Linked DNA regions of Mus musculus: region 1 is linked to region 2. A link is a contact called in ENCODE POLR2A ChIA-PET data. All regions are on one chromosome and are shown on one strand. The core of a region is the stretch at or near the end of the contact, and the rest is flanking DNA. Distances in the headings are between cores, read along the strand shown. Region 1 holds the start of Rps20 (ribosomal protein S20). Region 2 holds the start of Tgs1 (trimethylguanosine synthase 1).

Region 1 (3,606 bases), core at 898-3,397, 260 kb before region 2:
TTTTTGTTTGTTTGTTTGTTTGTTTGTTTTTGAGATGGGTACTTACTATGTAGTCCAGGCTGATATTGAACATGAGAGCCCCCTGCCTCTGATCGCCCAACTCTGGGATTATAGACCCATGCCACCGAGACCATGTTTAAGAAGTAAGGAATGTCTAAGGTTTGTTTTTTGTCAATAATTCTAGCTGGGAGTGGTTTCATTCACCTGTAATTCTGTAGCACTGGAAAAAGAAGGATGGAAGGATCTTAAATTTGGAGCCAGCCTCAGTGTGTATGGTGTGTGTGGTGTGTGGTGTGGTGTGTGTATGTACTTGTCCTTCTCAAGAACCCTGTTCAATCTCTGGACAGCCTCGGAGCATTGCTGTTCAGGCCTCTGAAGATGTAATTAATATGAATACAGATCACATCTCAGGAAGCTGCAGTATGACTGCATTTCTTTATTTGTTCCAGATAATCCTACTGATACATTATGCAGATTTAAAGTTGATGTCACAGTTAATAAAATAAAAATGCAGGTTTTAGCTATGGTGGTGGCCAATGCCTTTAATCCCACCCAGTATTCTAGAGGCAGAGACAAGAAGATCTCTGTAAATTCCAGAGCGGCCCAGACTAAAGTCTTAAAAAAAAAAAAAAAAAAGAAAAAAAAAAAAAAAGCAGACACTCAGGAGGCAGAGGCAGAGGCAGAGGCAGGTAGATCTCAGGGTGCAGGCCAGCCTGGTCTACAGAATAATTTCAGAACAGCCAGGGCTACACAAAGGAACTCTACCTCACACAAAAACAAAGCAGAACAAAACAAATAGTCAAGAAAGGAAAAGAAAAACAAAGTTAGACTTTTTTCTGATGTTAAGTCTACTAGTAGTCTAAGAGGTCAATGGATTATATTTAAAAATAATTGAACTCGAAAACTCCCCTAACTTTAACACTTACCTAATTGTTCAATGACAGCAAAACTTCATGTACACTGTGAGTCAGAAAGCCAGTTCCTAGTTAGGTCGAATCCCGACCAAGCAAGTGAATCGGTGCTGGCGCTCCCAAAGCTCAGAAGAACATGGCTTAGGGAGTTCTCCTTGGAGGGGAATCAGTGCTCTGGGTTTGGCAACTCGGAGCAAGTAACTTTCACCTACAAAATAATGTTATTTCCTCCTGTGTTGTCTGTAACCCACCTCCAGGCTTACATTCTATTTGACCTTGCGCAGTGGGTAGTGTAGATTAATCTGCACCATCCTCTGCGTCCTAGGACATTTGACCTGAGGACATTTGGCTTTCTTTCTGCTGTACGCAGACACTAATTTTATTATGAACAACTGCTCCGTTCTAAGGAGTCCCCGGAGGTCTCAGCCATCATAACATAGCAGAACGGAGCTCCATCGCAACATAGAGAAGAGAATATTAAAACTGGGTAGATGGGTTCCAGGCCAGGCTGCAGGTACAATGCCCTGTGACCCCACAGAGCACTGGGACTAGAGTTCTGCCTTCACTTAATTGAACTAACTGAAGCTAAACCTGGGTTTCCAGCAGATATAGACGTTTCCAATATTCCTGGAAGCCCAAAGCCAAAATATCACAAAAGGGCATTTCAGCTCCGAAAAGCAGTTTCCGAATAATTTTTAGAATATAAGCTTAGTAATTAATGGGGGGTGGGGGGGAGGTGGGGTGTGTGTGTGTGTGGGGGGGGTGCCACAGCTCTCGTCAGAAGACAAGTTTCCGAAAACCACTATCTCCTTCTACAAGGATTCACAAGATTGAACTCAGGGTGTCAGCTCATGGATGGAGTGCGTTTTCCTGCTAAGCCCTGACTTCTGTCTTCAGCACCAAGTAAATAAATGCCCTGTCACGATCATTCTTCCCCAAGGTCCGTGTCAGCTAACCTCAAAACAACTCTTCCCTTGTCAGACAAAAGCAAGCTGATCGAGTATGCATGCGAAGCATATTTCGCACTGTAAAGACCGTAGGTGCTTGTGCAGAGAGCACCTGGCATGAGTTTTCTCCGCTCCAGCTTCGTCTGTCCTCCGAGTCAGGACAGGGACTCCGCCGAGAGGCCAGAGGGCGCGCGCGCGTCCTCGCCTTTCCCGCCAACTAGGCGGGGACGCAGCCCGGCCTCCCCCACGGCGACCTCTTCGCGGGCGGGGCGGTTCCTGTTCCGGGTCACAAAGCACCCGGATGCGCACGTGCTTTATAAGCGCCCGGCGCCGTCCGGCCCCTCCTTTCTGAGCCCCGGCGGTGCGCGCTACGGAGCTCGGCCAGCCTGCTCCGTCCTGACTCACCGCTGTTCGCTCCTGCTGAGGAACAAGTCGGTCAGGAAGCCGCGCCTCAGCCATGGTGAGGTGGGGGGCGTCGCCACGCGGCCTGGGGCGTCGGCGGGGCTCGACTTGCTGGGGCGCCGGGAGCGCAGAGCCCGGGAGAGGGCTCCCGCCGCGGCGAGGGCCCGGGAGAGGGTCCTCATGGCGGTTGTGTAGGAGTGGGCCTCCACTTACGGGTCGCTGTTTGTTTTTCCCGCCTGGGTGATAACAGGCATTTAAAGATACCGGAAAGACGCCCGTGGAGCCCGAAGTGGCGATTCACCGAATTCGAATCACGCTCACCAGCCGCAACGTGAAGTCGCTGGAGAAGGGTCAGTACGATGCTCGGGGTGGCTTGGTGATCGCTGGGGCGCGGTCGGCGATGAGGAGATACCAACCGTATTGAGTTATAGTGATATTTCTTATACGCTATTCTGAGCCGATAGGCGAACTTGTTTAAAACGCCTCGAGTCATTCTGAGTTAACTGAAAGACCATGCTTTCTTAACCCGCAGTTTGTGCGGACTTGATCAGAGGCGCCAAGGAAAAGAATCTGAAAGTGAAAGGACCGGTGCGCATGCCTACCAAGGTAAGGGACAGGTAGACTCGAGTACTGGTAGACTGGTGGGGAGGGGGAAGGTCAGAGTTTGATTGCCAAATAAATTCAGAGATTAAATTTACATTCCTAAGAATACAAGTTATTAGGGGCCAAATGTCTGGTGGCGATTGAGTATGATACCTTTCTTAAAGCAAACTCCAAAACTCTCTAGTAAAGGTTGCTGAAACCTGTTAACATACAGAGAAAATGGTTCAGAAATGGACTAATTTTGTTTTATTGCAGACTTTGAGAATCACTACCAGAAAAACACCTTGTGGTGAAGGTTCCAAGACCTGGGATCGATTCCAGATGAGGATCCACAAGCGACTCATTGATTTACATAGTCCTTCTGAGATTGTTAAGCAGATTACTTCCATCAGTATTGAGCCGGGAGTTGAGGTTGAAGTCACCATTGCAGATGCCTAAGACAACTGAATAAATCGTCTTAATGGTCAAATTTTGCTGGCTTTTGTTCAGGTTTTTTTTTTTTAATTCATGTTTATGAGTGTAAATGTGTGTGTCACAGGGGTGTCAGATGTTCTTTGAACCACCATGTAGGTGCTGGAAACCCAACCTGCATCCTCGGAGAGAACAGGTTCCTTAACCACTGAGCAAGTACTGAAGCATTAAACTGCTTTTAAAAATGAAGGTGTGCTAACAGATTGGTCAGGTGAAAAAGAGACGTTAGGTTTCCTGCAGGGGGCGCTAAGCCAATTTAAAGACTAAGTTGG
Region 2 (3,458 bases), core at 657-3,156:
TTCTTGAGATAGGCTTTCTTTGTGTAACAGAACCCTGACTGTGCTAAAACCTATCTGAAGACCAGGCTGGCCTCGATCTCAAGAGATCAGCCTGCCTCTGCCTCCCCCTTCCTGAGTGCTGGGATTAAAGGCGTGAGTATTCACACCAGCCTATTTTAATACTTACTCAAACTATTTTTACATAAAAGTAATGTTTTCACTCAGGCCATTTTTACATAAAATTCTGTTAAGGATACTGGTTTTCTCGACTTTCTGCCAAAAAGGCACTTCAAGAAGACTCTAAATGGAGGAGTTCCTTTCCTCTCCCAAGGCTTCATATTTTTCACTGTCCATCCTGCCAGATTGCTATCAAAGCACCACAGACATGTCTCTTATCCAGTTGAGTTAACTGAGTAATTGTGCAAACCGCTACCTTAGTGCAATATTGATCTCTTTTGCTTAGAAAGTGAATTCAGCGCAGCCTGGTCCCATCTTATATTCCATTACCTACCAGCATCTAATAGGAGCATAAAAAAGAACTTTACTGAATTAAATGTACACCTGAGCGTTGGGAGTCATTTTTGTCTGCTTCTGTAAAAGCCTGTCTGTTAGGCGGAGTCAAGGCAGGTCAGGCTGACAGATTTCCTGGCCTGCCAACGGCATGGAACAAAAAGCTACAACTGAGGCTCAAGGAGAGAGGCTGAACGTTCGATTAATCTTTGTGGAAGGAACAGGGAGGCCTCCGGATGGGAACAGATATCCATTCTCTGTCAGCCATTGTCTGTGCTAGTTTGTGACTTTGTTTCCCATGATACTGTAAAGTGTATTAAGGTTATGAGAAATACATTTGGGGCCAGTGTGGTTCAGGCCTGCAGCCCTCCGGATTTCTAACCTTTGTCTCTGAGTCTTCTTTTCGGTCTTATAATCATCCTCACTCCCCCACTAGAAGACTGTTCAACTCTGAACCAGCAGGACCTGTGCAAATGAGCCTAGTACATTTTTTAAATGTTAAATTTAACATGGTGTTATATTTCTTTTTTGAGGAAACTTTCAGATATCTTCCCTCAAGTACATAATGAAAATGAGTACCTTCAAATTTAAAATTTGTCAATGCTTTTCCCACCAGAAGGTACTTTCTATTCTGGCAATTTTAAACATGAAACCAACATTTCCCCCAGAGATGTCTCTAAAACTGCCATAAACAGTTAACACTTTTATCTCAAATAATTAGACGTTTCAGATACATAAATTTTTGTTGGAAAGGATTTTACAGTTTGCAAATAGAGCTCTAATTTGATCCTTCATCTCATCAATCTATTTGTATTAGTTTACACTTCACACTCCATCTTACTGGTATAGCTCAGGATGGTCTTGAATTTGCTATCCTTCTGCATGGCCAATACCTGGGCCATCTCGCCCGACTCAACCAATGTTGAGATTGGCCCTTCATTTATGGAAACCCGAAATGACACATATAAGGTACCACATTTAAAAAAAAATCAAAATTATATTAATCTTCCCTTTAGTAATTGCAGTAGAACATTCCTTCATGCCCGCGGGGTTTCGAGTTTCTTAGACATCAGGTCATGTGGCTTTCTGGAAAGCCTCTCTCTAACTCTGCGACACCCCCATTCCTGAGCAAGGACAGAAAGTGAGAGAGGACCGTCGCGACTTACTCCACAAATGCCCGGGAGCAGAGGCAAAGGATCTTGTACTCCTCCTCGCGGTCTTCAATGAAGAGCAGCATTTCGGCCACATGGTTCCACTTCTCGCAACACATTTCGTTATCCGGGCTCGCTCTGGTGTTGTCCGCGACTGGGCCGGGCGCTGTTGCTGAAGACAGAAAGGCGTAACTCGCGCGGGCAGAGGAGCGGAACGCGCCTGGGGACGCTCGAGCCGGGAGCCAGCCAGCCGCGCTACCGGAAGCAGCGACAGCAGCTACCGGAAGGGGCGGGGCGACCGACGGTCCTACACCCAATGTGGCTCGGCCTTCTTCCTCTCAGGCAGTTAAAGGAAACCGGCACTACCCGCGTGTCTGCTTCTCCCGGCTCTGCCGCCGACCAGCTGCCGAGGTCGCCGATTTCCTGTGACTTTCTTGTCAGGTGCGTCGAGCTCCCCATGGACTTCTCCATGCTGTTCTAGCCGGTAGCAGGCGTGGTGTCCTGGTCGCGGGGCCCGGAGCGGAAAGCCGGACTAGTTCCCGGCCTCTGCGCCTGCGCCGTGCAGTATATCTACAACTGCAGTATTCCTTCCTTTCATAACTCCTAAATTCAATATACCAGTCTAGATGTGAATTATAGATAGGCATGGTGGTATACACCTTTAATCTCAGACTTGGGAGGCAGAAGCAGACAGATCTCTCTGAGATCAAGGCCAGCTTAGTCTGCAGAGCAAGTCAGGTCCACACAGATGCTGTCTCAAAAATAACTAAATGTCTTACAGCATTATTGGAGAGAGTGACTAGAGTTAGACTATGATGCAGTAGAAGAGTAGTCATTAAAAGAGTAGGGGACTTTAACCAAAAGTAGAAGAGCATTTTTATATTGAAAAACAAAATCTTTGCAAGGTAATGTACATCAGAACCCGGAGAAAGAAGCTTGAACTCAAGGGGTTTTTGTTGTTTGTTTTCTTTTTATTGATAAGTGACACATGGGTGTGAGGAGAAGGCTTATTGGTTATTCGAGTTGGTTAAAGGGACAAAACATTCACGGGTGCATGAAAGTTGTCCTCCGCCTTCACATGCTCACTCATGCATCCTCCCCACAGGGTCAGGTGATTAAAAAAAAACATTTTAAAATTCTTTAAAAAGCCAATGGCATGTAATAATTTTACATATTTCTGGGTCACGGGGCAGCATTTCAGTGCATGTAGAAGATCATGAGAAGATACATTCATGAGAAGATCCGGGGAAACGATATATTTCTCACCTCAGACACTGTTTCTTTGTGTTGGGGCATTCAAACTGTTCTCTCTTAGCTGTTTTTGGATACTCACTTTGTAATCCAGTTTTCCTACTGTGCTTTAAAAGTTAAGTCTTCCTTTTGGCTATGCTCCACACCCACTAAATCACCATGTCTATATACTTCCCTGCACTTGTCCTGACTCGCTGTTAATCTTTGAGATTAACTTCCTTGTATGAGAGACTGATATGGCACCACCCAGAGTTAGTGTGAGACTTCCCACCTCCATTAACAACAGCAAAACCAACCAAACAACCTCACAGACATTCTCAGAGGTTTGTCTCTTAGGTGGTTCTAAACCCATAAGCTGACAGTCAAGAGTAGCAACAACAGTGTTGCTATCTATTCTTCATATGTTTGATAGCCAGTGACTATTCAAGCCCCCCTTTTAATGGGATTATTTGGGTTTTTTGACTACTTAGAAATAAATCTTTTGACTCTAGAAATAAATCTACTGTTCAACTAATAGTTTTTTTTTTTGTTTTTTGTTTTTTGTTTTTTGTTTTTGTTTTTTTTTTG

Evidence for each region. ChIA-PET counts read pairs that join two places held with the same protein, here RNA polymerase II (POLR2A).
Region 1: POLR2A ChIA-PET joins it to region 2 with 13 read pairs in Patski. The contact joins the promoter of Rps20 here to the promoter of Tgs1 in region 2. POLR2A ChIA-PET finds 5 or more read pairs at or near these places in 4 of 5 experiments (Patski and embryonic stem cell).

Annotation. Positions count from the first base shown.
Region 1 is chr4:3,834,196-3,837,801 of GRCm38, reverse strand. It overlaps Rps20 (ribosomal protein S20), which reads left to right and starts at 2,147. Exons shown (of 4, transcript NM_026147.6): 1 at 2,147-2,318; 2 at 2,511-2,610; 3 at 2,793-2,866; 4 at 3,119-3,606. The coding sequence starts at 2,316. The coding sequence ends at 3,301. It overlaps Gm32823 (a long non-coding RNA gene), which reads right to left and starts at 2,153. Exons shown (of 5, transcript XR_881078.2): 1 at 1,868-2,153; 2 at 927-1,119. It overlaps LOC115490074 (a small nucleolar RNA gene), which reads left to right and starts at 2,656; the gene lies at 2,656-2,723.
Region 2 is chr4:3,573,327-3,576,784 of GRCm38, reverse strand. Tgs1 (trimethylguanosine synthase 1) reads right to left here and starts at 1,906. Exons shown (of 13, transcript NM_054089.4): 1 at 1,656-1,906. The coding sequence starts at 1,759. Tmem68 (transmembrane protein 68) reads left to right here and starts at 1,932. Exons shown (of 8, transcript NM_028097.4): 1 at 1,932-2,081.